Linked DNA regions of Mus musculus: region 2 is linked to region 1. Evidence: chromatin loops called from intact Hi-C (ENCODE). Cell type or tissue: left cerebral cortex. All regions are shown on one strand. Links, peaks and the distances in the headings refer to the core of each region. The heading gives the core; the rest is flanking DNA.

Region 1 (7,303 bases), core at 2,966-5,465:
TTTTTTTTATTCTCTTTACATTTAATTGAACCTGAGTTTCTACTGTTTATACAATTGCAACAATTTAACTACTGTTAATACAATTTAGTTTCTTCCCACTTAAAATTCTCCATCAACCAAATATTATGGGATGCTTTACTTACACTTTTGTTCTAGCTTTGTCTTATTGTGTAGCTCTGGCTGGTTTTCAAACGCCCAGTGTAAACAAGGCTCAGACTCACAGGATCCACTTGCCTCTGTCTTCCAGTACTGGAATTACATGCTTTGTTCTGTTTTGTTTTTAAAGGATTTATTTATTTTATGTATATGAGTACACTATAACTGTCTTCAGACACACCAGAAGAGGGCAACTGATCCCATTATAGATGGCTGTGAGCCACCACGTGGTTGCTGGGAATTGAACTCATGACCTCTGGAAGAGCAGTCAGTGCTCTTAACCACTGAGTCATCTCTCCAGCCTGTTAAAGGGTTTTTAAAAAAGCAATAGTTAGAAACATTTCTTACTACCTGATTTATGTTTGATAGAAACTGCTTTGCTCTTCTCTCTGTGTCAAATCAGAAGGTTCTGTGCCACCTCTAGATCACCTTGTATGATCAGGGGCTTTTCAAACATATTTCGTGATCCACAAGGGTCTGTGTATATTCTGGAGAGAGGAGCTTTTTCTCAGAGGATTCATGCTTGTATGCGCTGTAGACTCTATTGTTATAGAATGGTCACCCCCCAGAGCCACGCTGCAGGACTGCAGTTGATTCAGACCCAGTTCCTCCAGAGGCTCCTCACTGCCCCTGCAGAGCAAACTGGCCTTTAGTGCAAACTACAGTTTTGTGTAAAAGGTTCTCTGACTCCACAGGGCAGATCTACCTAGGGGTCCTAATACAATACAGATCTCTGGGAGGATCCCTAGAGACTCTTGTTCAGTGAATCTAACAACTGTCAGAAATCTACATCTCTAACAAGCATCCTTAGTTAAATTGGGGTACTGGTGTGCTACTGATCGGTGGACATTTTGAAAGATGCTTATTATTGGGGAGGGAGGAACACCTCTCCCTTCTTATAACAAGCTCTATTTTGAGACCCTAAAAACTTCATTCATCGAATCAAACATTTGCTTAAGCCAAACACCTTAGAGTCATAAGAAGTACTAGCCATGATTACACCAAAATTATGTGTTATCTGAAATTCACATTTAGCTGGGCTTTCTCTATCTTTTCTGGCACAAGACAGGAGACATTGTATGTGAGGCAAGCCAAGCTTGAGATGGAGCTGAAGGTTGCGTGGGAGGTACTCTTGAGATGTACACATGTCAAACGCTGGAGAAAGAAATTTATTTCTGGTCCCAGGAGCCCCAGCCAATCATAGGTGCCTGCCAGAAAAAACTCAAAGCTGCTCTAACAGTGGGGCTGATGTAACCCAGACTCTGTATTCAGCTCCAATCTAGCACTGTGTATAAACTGCCACTTGGGATGCAGTCCTCTGTGGCTGAGGGCCACTGTGGCACCAGCTGAAGGGACTCTGCTGATGAGATTCCCAGCAGCCAGATAAGTCCTTCCTGGAAGGGGATCCATTTTCCTTGAAGGCAGTGGATCTCGGTGTGTACTCTAACTCTGAGATCTAGAAATGGAGACAGTGTGGGTTCTAGACATTAAAAATGCATGCAATTGTATTTTCTGCTTGAGAGGGAACGGTAAATACCTGGATATGGTGGCTACACTGATTTGGCAGGAAGCCTCTGGCCTACAATGATGTACCGCCACAGGGCTTTCCTGAGCTGGTTCACAATGGGTATTTTTTTGTAGATACCGACATTGTCACCCCCCCACAGCACAGCCCGGAAAAGAAGAATTCTGAGAGTGAATGAGTGACTCACAGGGAAGCCTCCAGAGCGGAATAAATAAATAAATAAATAAATAAGGTAGAAGAGAAGCAAAAATTTCTAGCTAATCATGGGGGTGCCAGATTCAATTATACCTAAGATGTGCAGGACAGTTTGCCTATAACTGTCTCAGGATTACCTTGCCTCCTATTTCCTATTCATTCACTCATTCATTCATTCATTCATTTATTTATTCATTCACAAATGCTAATTGATGATCATAAGTACTCTTACTTCCCGCAGGAGAGGATTTCTAAGAAACCTGTTGTATAATTTGAGTGAAGAAGAAGAAGCTGTTCATATTCTCTTAAACTTTTCAATCCATGCTTTTCTTTGAGATAGGCATTCCAGTTTCTCTCTCCTCTACGTCAATAATTTATTAAAAAAAAAAAAAAAAAAGGACTGGTTCCCATAGCAACTTCAAAGGTTAACAGCCCCAGCTAGGCCAGCAAGATTTTCAGAAACCGTTTATCATAGCATCTCCGGGGTTTCTAAGAGGGGTGAGGGGAATCTGTTTAAAACATTTAAGAGCAAAACACAGTGAGGGAATAAACAAGTGCACACATGGACACCTTTGCTGGCCCACTGTTGGGCTTCCTGAATGCTGGTGCCTTATTACAGTGCAGAAAGAGGGAGAGAATCCATTGAAAGTTGTGGACCCAACAATATACTGCATGATGCAGAGTTAGAGGAGAGACAGCCCTTCTCATACAGACTTTTTTTTTTTTTTTTTTGGCAATAAAGTTTCAAGGGGTTGCAGCTGAGTATGGCAGCTCACACCTATAATCTTGGGACTCAGGAGGAAGAGAACAAGGCTTTGAATCCTGGATAAGTGTGACAGAATAGGAGAACCTAGTTGGTAGCAAGATATACAAAGTTTAAATAGATGTCAGATGTAGTTAGCTGTGTCCCATAGAAGTGCCTCTAAAAGTCTTGATAGATAAAGAATGCTAAAGAATGGAAAGTTTAGGGGCTGGAGAGATGGATCAGTGGTTAAGAGCACTGACTGCTCTTCCAAAGGTCCTGAGTTCAAATCCCAGCAACCACATGGTGGCTCACAAACACCTGTAATGAGATCTGATGCCCTCTTCTGGTGTGTCTGAAGACAGCTACAGTGTACTTATCTATAATAATAAATAAATCTTAAAAAAAAAAAGAAGAATGGAAAGTTTCTGCCTATTTTAAGACAGATTGCTTGGAGAGGTCTTGTGGTCTTTGCTCTGACTTGAGACAAAGTCAGCTGAATGGCCTTAAGCTACCCCACCATAAAGGTAGAATGGTTGGCCCCTACTGATTTGGCTTGGAGTCCCTACCCTGTGATGGTGACAAGGCTCTGTCTGCCAAGAATGTAGGGGAAGAGCTAGAGACTTCTTTTATAGCAATTGAACATTTGAGAGCTCGCTCTTTTGGCTTTTTTTCCCCTTTCTTTCTTTTTTGAGACAGGGTCTCTCTACATAGCCCTGGATGTCCTAGAATTCCTTCTGTAGACCTGGCTGGGCCTCAAAACCACAGAGATCCATCTTCCTCTGCTTACTGAGTGCTGAGACTAGAGACATAGGCCACCACACCCTGCTAATTTATTTATCTTTTGTTTTGTTTTGTTTTTTTGTGGTTTTTTTGTTTTGTTTTGTTTTTGTTTTTCAAGACAGCATTTCTCTGTATAGCCCTGGCTGTCCTGGAACTCACTTTGTAGACCAGGCTGGTCTCGAACTCAGAAATCCACCTGCCTCTGCCTCCCGAGTGCTGGGATTAAAGGCATGCGTCACCACCCTTGGCAATTTATCTTTGAGTCTTTTGGTCCTAAACAAACGTCTTTGCCAGTTGATGGTTTGGTTGAATGTTACCTTTTGCTTAAAAGACTATTCAGCTACCTTGTAGCTCGACAAAAGTAAACTAATACATGTGTGGGTCAATTGTCCTTGTTCCAGCCATCATTCATTATGCAGTATCATTCCATCATGGGTACTGTTCATCAGACAGTGACTCTAGATATCAAGTGATGACAATCCTCCATTGTTCTTCAAAATGCTCTCAGTTCTTCTAGTACTCAACCAGGGTCTCAAATCAGATACTCTGCACAGCAGATATTTACATTACAATTCATAACAGTGGCAAAATTACAGTTATGAAGTAGCAATGAAATCATACTCTTATGGTTGGGAGTCACTGCAAGATGAGGAATTGTATTAAAGGGTCACAGTATTAGGAAAGCTGAGAACCACTGGTCTAGCTCCTTGTATTTCTATGAACAGTTTGGCAGTAGATCACTAACTACTGTAGTGAGCCTTGCTGATTTTTGAAAGGGGATGAATCAAGTCTCGATGGTTTAATTTGGAGAGAATTGCCATTTCGACAGTATTGAGTCCTTCAGTGCATGAACATGCTGCCTTTCTGCTTTAGATGATGGGTTTAAATACCCCAGGGGGACATTCCAGAGAACCAGGGGAGCATTTTAGCTGCTGACCTTCATGGGTGAAGGACAGCTTACCATTGCCAGCTCAAGGTCACCCTCTTCTGTCAGTGTAGTGAAGTACAGTTCCCAGGAGAAGGCTTTCCCCCTCTCATTTATATTTAAGGGGAGATCACTTTAATGTTGTGTGCACGCTTGCCATGACTAAGTCACGCCATGACACTTGTTGGCAGGGCAGAAGACACCCGGTGGGAGTAGATTCTCTCTTTCCACCATGTGGGGTCCTGGGTAGAACTCAGGTTGGTCAGGCTTGGCATCAAACACTTTTACCCCCTGAGCCATCTTGCTGGCCCTTCTGTGTATTTTTATTTATTTTACCAAATCCCAGTCTTAAATTCTCCTACCCATGTTTTTATAGATGTTATCATATAGGGGTTTTTCCTTTTTTTGTTTTGTTTTCTTGAAGATTTTAAACAGATTAATCTCACAGACCATTCGAGGGTCTTCCAGATGTAGAACAGCTGTTGTATGTATGAGCGGGATGAGCAACCTCCCACACATAAGTAGATGTATTGAGATGTACTACTTATTAGTTACTATGACATTTTGTTTTTCAGAACAGGGTCTTTGTTATGTAACCTTTGGGAGAGTGGCCTCCCAAGTGCTAGGATTACAGGCCACCATACCTGCTTGTGTGTGTGTGTTTTTTTTTAAACCTTCTTAGGAGACTTCTTTTTTGTTTTAATTAATTAATTTATTTATTTTTTATATGTAAGTACACTGTAGCTGTCTTCCGACACTCCAGAAGATGGCATCAGATTTCGTTATGGATGGTTGTGAGCCACCATATGTGGTTGCTAGGATTTGAACTCAGGACCTTTGGAAGAGCAGTCTGCGCTCTTAAGCGCTGAGCCATCTCACCAGCCCCTCTTAGGAGACTTCTGTGGTGGCTAGAGTTACATTTAAAGTTTAAATTGCTGTGCTTAAGATATCTATAAAAGGGCACTGGAGAGATGGCTTGGCGGTTAAGAGCACTGGTTGCTCTTCCAGAGGTACTAAGTTCAATTCCCAGCAACCACACGGTGGCTCACAACCATCTGTAATGGGATCCGATACCCTCTTCTGGTGTGTATGATGACAGAGACAGTATATTCACATTCATAAAATAAATAAATCTTTAAAGAAAAACAAAAAACAGATATCTATAAAGCAGAAATGCCTCTTACTTGTAAGCCGCACTTGCCCAAGGACAGATAACGTCCTGAATGCTGGGAGCTGTTGCTTATGTAAGATAAGAAACCAGCTTGGTTGCCCCAACTGCACAGGATCACGTGATCGATCACATGTAGGTGAAAGGAGCATCAGGATGTATGCTTACCCCTGATTGGATGAATGTGGGAAGTACGCGGAGCCTTGTGGGTTTTGCCTTTATAAGCCTCTGACTAACTCATGACCGTGCTGAGGGAATCCCTGATATGGAACTCAAATTTTGTCACAGTGGGATTAACACTTCCCCCACTTATCTCCAGATTGTAAAGCACTTTCAAGCTGGGGCTGCTTTGGCCTCTGTCTCACCCTGGCTCAGTCTGATGAGCTCCCTAGACTCAACCTTTGTCTGAATTCTCATCTCATTTCAGAGGTCCTCGTTTCCAGAGTGCCAATTTTCAAAACTCACATGGTATAGGTCATTTGGGGACCTACTTGGAATCCCAGAGCTGGTATAGGACAAATTGAAGTGATCCAAGAGTTAATGATACTGCACCTTAGCCGGGCATGGTGGCGCACGCCTTTAATCCCAGCACTTGGGAGGCAGAGGCAGGTGGATTTCTGAGTTCGAGGTCAGCCTGGTCTACAAAGTGAGTTCCAGGACAGCCAGGGCTATACAGAGAAACCCTGTCTCGAAAACCCAAAAAAAAAAAAAAAAAAAAAAAAAAAGATACTGCACCTTATTGGAACTTCTCTCCGGACACCCGCCTGAGTAAAAGGAACTTTTGAAGAACAACGTGGCCATTAGTACCTTCTACCTTGGCGGAGTGATGGTCTTGGGAAAGGAAAAAGACCCCTGACACCTATATGTATACAGGCACTATCACATACTTCAGTGTATCCAACGGGTTCTCGAAAAAGCCACTTGTTGCTTAAGATGGTCTTCTCTTCTTTCCTTTCCACACTGAGTGAATAATCCCCTCCCCCTTCCCCCATTCTAATCTCTTCAAGGAAGCACCTCTGAGCATGCTCAAAGAAAGCCTCCTCCTGATAATCCATCCTTTGTCCACTTGCATTGTCAGCTCCCTCTAATCTCTGAACAGAGTTTTCCTCCCAGCCGACTGAGCTCTGGACACTGGCGCTGAGAAGGAGGCGTGTCCTGCATTGTGGTGCTCTTTGGTCTGCCCACTGTATTGGTGAGGCGGGTTCATATTGGCAGGAGGTGTGGCCAATCTTCCTCCAGGGGGCTTGCTGGACTCCAACCCCACCATTTGTCCCTGTGGAATTGGAAAATGTTGAATGTTAAGTTTCATTGTCTTGAGCCACTGAAACTTTCCTTGCATGTTTTGTGAGAAGCATGTAAATATATAGATATCCTGTTTCTCATCCTGAATAACTCAAAGGACAGAGGAAGAGAAGTGTGGATTCATGTGACCTGAATGCTGCAGGCCTTTGAAAATATAAGGATGACAATATTTATCTGAACTGGAAAACATGCCCCAGGGGCCAGACACTGTTTCCAGAAGTCTCACTTGAGGAAACCAAGTAGCAGAAATAGAAGGTTCGCAACAAAGGTATTTATGGGAGTTTTACATTTTGTTATAAAGATCTGGATAGAATACATTTTCTAACAGCCGAGAAATAATTAGCAACTGCAAAATAATGATTTCCAAAGAGTGCATAATGACAGAAAGAAAACTGTTCTTAACTACTTTATCTTTTAATTTTGGGAAATTAAACCAGGACACTATACATGCTAGGTGTGGTGGTTTGAATGAAAATGGCTCCCATCTGCTGATATATTTGCAGACTT
Region 2 (7,303 bases), core at 2,920-5,419, 120 kb after region 1:
TTTCCTCTTACCAGTCCTTTCATTGTGTCCCATAAGTTTGAGTATTTTGTGCCTTTATTTTCATTAAATTCTAAAGTCTTTAATTTCTTTATTTCTTCCTTGACCAAGTGATCATTGAGCAGTGCATTGTTCAGCTTCCATGTATATGTGGGCTTTCTGTTGCTTTTATTGCTATTGAAGACCAGCCTTAGCCCTGGTATCTTCTGCACCTGAGATTCTCTCTTCTATCTCTTGTATTCTGTTGGTGATGCTTGCATCAATGTCTCCTGATCTCTTTCCTAGGTTTTCTATCTCCAGGGTTGTCTCCCTTTGTGATTTCTTTATTGTTTCTATTTCCATTTTTAGATCCTGGATGTTTTTGTTCAATTCTTTCACATGTTTGGTTGTGTTTTTTTCTAATTCTATAAGGGATTTTTGTGTTACATCTTTAAGGGCTTCTACCTGTTTACCTTTGTTCTCCTGTATTTCTTTAAGGGAGTTATTTATATCCTACTTAAAGTCCTCTATCATCATCATGAGATGTGATTTTAAATCAGAGTCTTGCTTTTCTGTTGTGTTGGGGTATCCAGGGCTCGCTGTGGTGGGAGAACTGGATTCTGAAGGTGCCAAGTAGCCTTGGTTTCTGTTGCTTCTGTTCTTATGCTTGCCTCTTGCCATCTGGTTATCTCTGGTGTTAGCTGGTCTTGCTGTCGCTGACTGTGGCTTGTCCCTCCAGCAAGCCTAGGTGTCAATACTCCTGGGAGACCAGTTCTTTCCTGGAGGAATTTAGGTATGGAGAGCTGTGGTACAGGGTTGGCTCTGGGGTACATTCAGAAACCAGAAGGATCCTGTCCCGGCTACTCCATGGTGTCCTGATTGATGGCTATGGGTGGGTCTCTCTTGGGCCAGAAATTTGAACAGAAATGGTGGTCTTACCTGTAATCATAGGTGTGTCGGCACTCCTGGGAGACCAGCTCTCTCCTGGCAGTATTTGGGTATGGAGCACTGTGGCACAGGATCAGCTCCTGGCACAGACAGAAACTGGAAGGATCCTGTCCCTGGCTGCTCCTCAGTTCTTGTGTCCTGAGGGCTCCAGGAGGGTCCCTCTGAGCAGAAGTGGTGACTATCTTAAGAAGAGTAATTTTGATAGATGTTATGTTTTGTTAGAACATGGTAACTGCATGTGAAAAGAAGATAGGTGATAATAAGAAACGAAACATGACTTGGGTTTGAGTGTGGAAATGAGAGAACAGGAAGTTTGGAGGGGCTATGTTTGGAACATGTAATAGCTCTGTGTTCTAGCATACCATGTTTGACATGTTGGAAAAAGTTTAGCTTACATCATGCTTCCAGAGTTAGGATGCGTTTTTCTCTTAGCTTCATTTACACAGATAGTACTTTATTCACTTTAATTAAGCAGGTCTTAATTAATTAGTTAATCAGTGCCTACTGTACATAGCAGAGCCTTAAGGCACGTCTAGTGACTCTTCCTTTGCTCTGTGTTCCTGTTCCTTTCTTTGAAAACTTTTCATGTTTGAGGCTGTATTTGAGTTCTATTGAGCCACTAGGAAAGGAGAAGTGGGATAAGAAAAAAGGAAAAACACTGCTTTAAATGAGCCAAAAGCTATTTTTCTTTTACAGAAAGTCCCAGTAGATCTGTGTTGCAGGAAGCAGGATTCAGGACCAAGCCCTGAGTAACTGCAGCCTGGATCCCATGAGAAGAACTGGGGTTGGGAAAGGATATAAGGAGACAGAGGTTACAAAGTGGGACAGTGTAGTCTCTTACTCCCCATAAGATTATAACTTTCCTCGTGATGGATAGTGCCCTGTAAAGCTTTATTTATTTTTGTTTTATGTATATCAATGTTTGCCTGCACATGTATGTGTACTGCATGGGTGTATTGTGCCTGTGGGGACCAGAAGAAGGTGTCAGATGCCCCCGTACTGGAGGAATAGATGGTTGTGATGCACTCTATGCATATTGGCAGTCAAACCCTGGTCTTCTGCAGCAGCACTAAGCGCTCTTTAACAGCTGAGCCATTTCTCCAGTCCTGAAATACAAGTCCAATAAGTAGTTCCTTAAATAGATGAATGAATGAAAGAAAAGGCTTGGAAAACTCTTGCTAGTAATACAGTTGACTTTGTGCTTCAGTAGACACTGCAAGACAATGTGGGATGGCATGTAATCTCTAGACACAGATATACACTAAAGCATAAAATGAAAGGGAGTCACTTTAAAATTTTTACTTCCTTTTTTTGATACTTATTTATTCTACTCCCCCCCATAGACATGGGGAATTTTATTTTTATTTGCATTTTAACTAGAATGTTTTGACATTTTTTTGAATTTTTGTATGAATTTAAGATATAAATTTGAAAAATTAAGAAATGGATGATTTAAAACTTGAATATTAATAAGAAATTGAATGTTTTATCTGAATTATTTATATTTTTCCCCTTTAAAAAATGTGTATGGCTGTTTTGCCTGCATGTCTATCTGTGTACCACATGTGTGCAGTGCCTGTGGAGGAAGGAAGATGTCAGCTCCTCTGAGCTAGAGTTGTAGGTAGTTGTGAGCCACCACATAGGGGCTGAGACTTAAGCCTGGTCGTCTGCAGTAGCAGCCAGTGCTCTTACATACCGAGCCATCTCTCCAGCCTTCTGAATTCTCTCGTAGTACACTGAGTCTCAGGGTTAAGATATTGAAGTAATACCCTTGGCCATAACCACAGCCCCTGTTCTTGTTAATACTGTATACTACGCATAGATGTTATATGCAGATGTTATCCTGTTCTTGTTAATCTGTATACTACGCATAGATGTTATATGCAGATGTTATCCTGTTCTTGTTAATCTGTATACTACGCATAGATGTTATATGCAGATGTTATCCTGTTCTTGTTAATACTGTATACTATGCATAGATGTTATACGCAGATGTTATCCTGTTCTTGTTAATACTGTATACTATGCATAGATGTTATACGCAGATGTTATCCTGTTCTTGTTAATACTGTATACTACGCATAGATGTTATATGCAGATGTTATCCTGTTCTTGTTAATCTGTATACTACGCATAGATGTTATATACAGATGTTATCCTGTTCTTGTTAATACTGTATACTACGCATAGATGTTATATGCAGATGTTATCCTGTTCTTGTTAATACTGTATACTACGCATAGATGTTATATGCAGATGTTATCCTGTTCTTGTTAATACTGTATACTACGCATAGATGTTATATGCAGATGTTATCCTGTTCTTGTTAATACTGTATACTACGCATAGATGTTATATACAGATGTTATCCTGTTCTTGTTAATACTGTATACAACGCATAGATGTTATATACAGATGTTATCCTGTTCTTGTTAATACTGTATACTACGCATAGATGTTATATGCAGATGTTATCCTGTTCTTGTTAATACTGTATACTGTGCATAGATGTTATATGCAGATGTTATCCTGCCTCAACTCCTGTAGATTTTAGGTATTTTAAAAGTCATTTTTAACAGAAGTTGGTAATTGTCAGGAGATATCCTTAAGTTCTGTAAAAAGAGAAAAAGCCATCACACTGATAGTTAAGTTTATTTTTCAGGCTGAAAACGTCACCAACCTTGGCTTTGTGTTTAGATTTGTACATATATTAATTTAAAATTTGAATTTACATTTATTTTATATAAATGTACTTTTTTTTTTTTTTTAACCAGTTTGGATTTAGGTGGCGAATAGAAAAAGAAGTAATTTCAGGAAAAGGTAACTTTTTAAAAATTTTTACTTTCTAATTGATCACAGTTTACTTTGTTATATAGAATTGAAATCACCAGGTGAGAATTTTTTCTTATAAAAATAAAGTTTGGGAAAAATGTATTTCTGATATATATGTTGTTAGCAAAGATCAGAATTTAATGCTTTCATGACTTCTTTAGAATTTGGTCCTTAGAATATTTGAGGATATGTGGACAATGTTTTAAGAATTAAAGATTTAGTAACAAGGAACAAGTGCTTGATTATCAATTATAACAAAATATTGATAGTACTGCATTCCAACAAAAATCATTATTTTGAAGATGTTAAATATCATTCGTGAACCCAATAGAGTTGCACTCCAGCTCCAGGGATCGGGAGCCCTCTTCTGACCGCTCCCGGCACCGCGCCTGACGTGCACGGATATGAGTGGCAGGGGTGTTTTCTGTGACTGATAAAGGCTCTGTAGAGGGGAGGGAAAGGGGATGAATTTAAAGCAGCTCTCTTTTGGGTCAGTGAGGCGGTTGGTGGCTAAGGACAGGTGCCACACCAGCCTAGCAACTTCATTTCAATCCCTCAAGCTAGAGTTAAAGGAGAGAACACACTCAACAGAATTGTCCTCTGAACTCTACATGCATGCACGCGTGTGTGCTCAAGCACACACACACATGCCGTGCACACACAATATTAAATATACTTTTTGGGTTTTGTTTTTCAAGACAGGGTTTTTCCGTGTAGCCCTGGCTGTCCTGGAGCTTGCTCTGTGAATGAGGCTGGGCAGGAACTTGATCCTCCTACCTCTGCTTCCTGAGTGTTGAGATTAAAGGTGGGCACCACTGCCACCACCATCCCCAGCTCCCTATCCCCCTACTCTCCCACCCCCAGCTAAGTAAACATTTTAAAAAATAAGGCAATTCAAAAGTTTTCTTAAGGTCATGTTTTATTTTGTATCTTTACCTAAAATTATGAGATATCTGAGATGTCACTAGTAAAAATATCTGTATTAATTTTGTCAAGTGAAATTTTTAGGAGAGTATATAAAACTGCTTTTAAAAAAATGGCAGGCTGCCGGCCGTGGTGGCGCACGCCTTTAATCCCAGGGAGGCAGAGGCAGGCGGATTTCTGAGTTCGAGGCCAGCCTGGTCTACAGAGTGAGTTCCAGGACAGCCAGAGCTATAAAGAGAAACCCTGTCTCGAAAAACCAAAAAAAAAAAAAAAAAAAAAAATGGCAGGCATTCTCTAAGTTCTTAAATGAATATAGGACTAGTGGGGAAGCAGAGAACAAGCTGTTGCTCTGTTAAAACAGTGTTGTGCTTGCTGTTTAACAGACATTACTAAACATGCTAAACATGCTTAATTAATTAGCTTTTCATTTGGGATAACTTGTACAATAATTCTGTGACTTCCTTACATACTTCATGGCATGACATGTATGTATACACACAATAGATAGATAGATGCATACATACATACATACATGCATGCAGAAAGTGTGTTTTAAGTTCAAGTCGTCCTCTGCTACATGATAAGCTTGAGGTTAGTCTGGGGCACATATGCTAGATCCTGGTGCAGACGACTGAGTTACAAATCAGCCTTTGGATGCTGATGTTAGAGTTTCATTTTGGCAGTCTTTTGCATTTTATGAAAAAGAATTTATGGTTTCTATTTGTTACTCTTGGTGCAAATTATTGTGGTGGAAATTGTTCTTTGTATAAATCATTTTTATTTTCTCTTTCTCTTTTTCTGCCAAAATAGTTTTGAGTTGTGCTTATGTCCAAATCATTTTTTTGTCCTTAGAAGTTTTTAGATAGAATTTTATGTAAATGATATATTTGAAAACATTAATTTAACATTTAGCTAAATACTGAAAGGACTGACATCTAAGAGCATGTCTTTTGGGAAATGATCTCTTTCAGGGTTTTAGTTAGTACACTTACTATTTCACTTTCTAAAGTGTAAGATTCTCTAATATGGACTCACTAAAATTCTACTTAAATAAACAGTTTACCAACAGGAATTGTGTGCCAGCTTTTGTTTTAAGAGTTCAGCTCTTTAGCTTGGTCCGGTGGCACAGTCTCATGGTCCCAGCTACCCTGGGGATGTTTGCAATTCAGTCCTGACCTTTAGAACAAGTTCTAGGCCAGCTTAGGCAATGTGGCAAGCAAGCAAGAAATAATAATAGTGTTTTTGTTTGTTTGTTTTAAGACTTAATGGTAAAACAAACACTTTGCATGCACGAGGTCCTGGGTTCAGTCCCCACTGTAGAAGGAAAAAAGCATCTCTCTGATTTCATATTTCAATACATGCATGCTATAGTTATTGTGGTCATCATTTTTCATGCTGACTTTGTATTGAATTTATTATATTTATTTTATAATTTTTAAAGGAAAATTTTAGAGGTAATAGGTTCTTGTAGGTGACTCCTATCATGTACTGTGGGTGACAGTCCTTTTCTTTTGCAGGCCAGTTTTTTTGTGGAAATAAATGTTGTAATGAAAAAGAAGGCCTGAGGAGCTGGGAAGTCAACTTCGGTTACACTGAGCACGGTGAAAAGAGAAACGCACTTGTTAAATTAAGTAAGACGTGTTCAGTGGATTTCTTCCAAATTTACCTTGAATTTAGAACTGAAAAAAATGTATGTACTATTTAATTTTAAAAGATTTGGTATATTTTCCTGAAAGTATACTTTTTCCCTGTAGTTTCCCCAAACCTCAAATAAAATTTGAATCTAAAGTCTTTAGCATTATGGAAGCGCTTTGATAAGACAATTCTAATGTCAGATTTCAGCTGGTAACTTGTAGAGTCATCTGTTACAAGCTTGAGGATGGCACTAGATTAGGAGTCTAAGTCAGAGTATCAGAAAGGCAGTGTAGACCTCACATCTGATTGTGTAGCCGTAATTATCAGCAATAAATACATTTTCTTTCTGACAGTGAGTGAAGATTTTGGAAAAATATCCTTTTAAAAAAGTTTTTACGTAACTAACTTAATATTAATTTTACTTAATAATGAGTTTCACTATGTCATTTTCATGTATGTACACACACACACACACACACGTACACATATGCTATTTACTCTCTCTTGTCCCCTCATACACTGATCCCCTTTTTCTTCCTCATTAGTCCTCATGTGTGTGTCTGTGTGTGTCTGTGTGTGTGTGTGTGTGTGTGTGTGTGTGACCCAATAAGTGTAGTTAGGGTTACTTACGAGGTGAGGGATTATTTACAGGACCCACTTACCAGTTGCTCTACACCTGAAGAAATCTTCAGGAGTACAGAGTCTCACGAATCTCCCCCAACTCCACAATGATGGACTGTTCATGCATTTAATAGTCTGAAGGTTTTATACAAGTAATCACAGCTGCTGAGAATTCAAGGCTGTAGTAGTTATGTCATGCTCAGAGGACAGAGTTATGTGACGCACTGTGCTACCTCTGGGTCTTCTTTTTTCTTTTTTTCTTCTGCTTTCTCACTGTAGATGTTCCCTGAGCCTTGGAGGCTCTAATATAGGTGCCCTAGTAAGAGCTGAGCCAGTTATTCTCAGCACTTGGACTAGTTATGAGTCT

What was found. Hi-C counts contacts between places; a loop is a spot of excess contacts. Peaks named below come from ENCODE experiments on the same cell type or tissue, not always from the same donor. Only the 100,000 strongest peaks of a DNase experiment are listed, where the experiment ranks them.
Region 2: a loop joins it to region 1, with 3 times the contacts of the local background. A loop is called at or near these places in 2 of 42 quality-filtered maps.

What each region holds. Positions count from the first base shown.
Region 1 is chr19:38,326,511-38,333,813 of GRCm38, reverse strand. It overlaps Gm9886 (a long non-coding RNA gene), which reads left to right and starts at 6,523. Exons shown (of 5, transcript XR_003952846.1): 1 at 6,523-7,064. In left cerebral cortex, for the core only: a CTCF peak has its summit at 4,384 (motif pointing left); no DNase peak of the experiment used is centred there.
Region 2 is chr19:38,203,704-38,211,006 of GRCm38, reverse strand. It overlaps Fra10ac1 (FRA10AC1 homolog (human)), which reads left to right. Exons shown (of 14, transcript NM_001081075.2): 8 at 3,699-3,744; 9 at 6,198-6,311. Among named protein-coding and RNA genes, the nearest start is that of Fra10ac1, 17 kb to the left of the region's middle. In left cerebral cortex, for the core only: a CTCF peak has its summit at 4,121 (motif pointing left); a DNase peak (open chromatin) is centred at 4,134.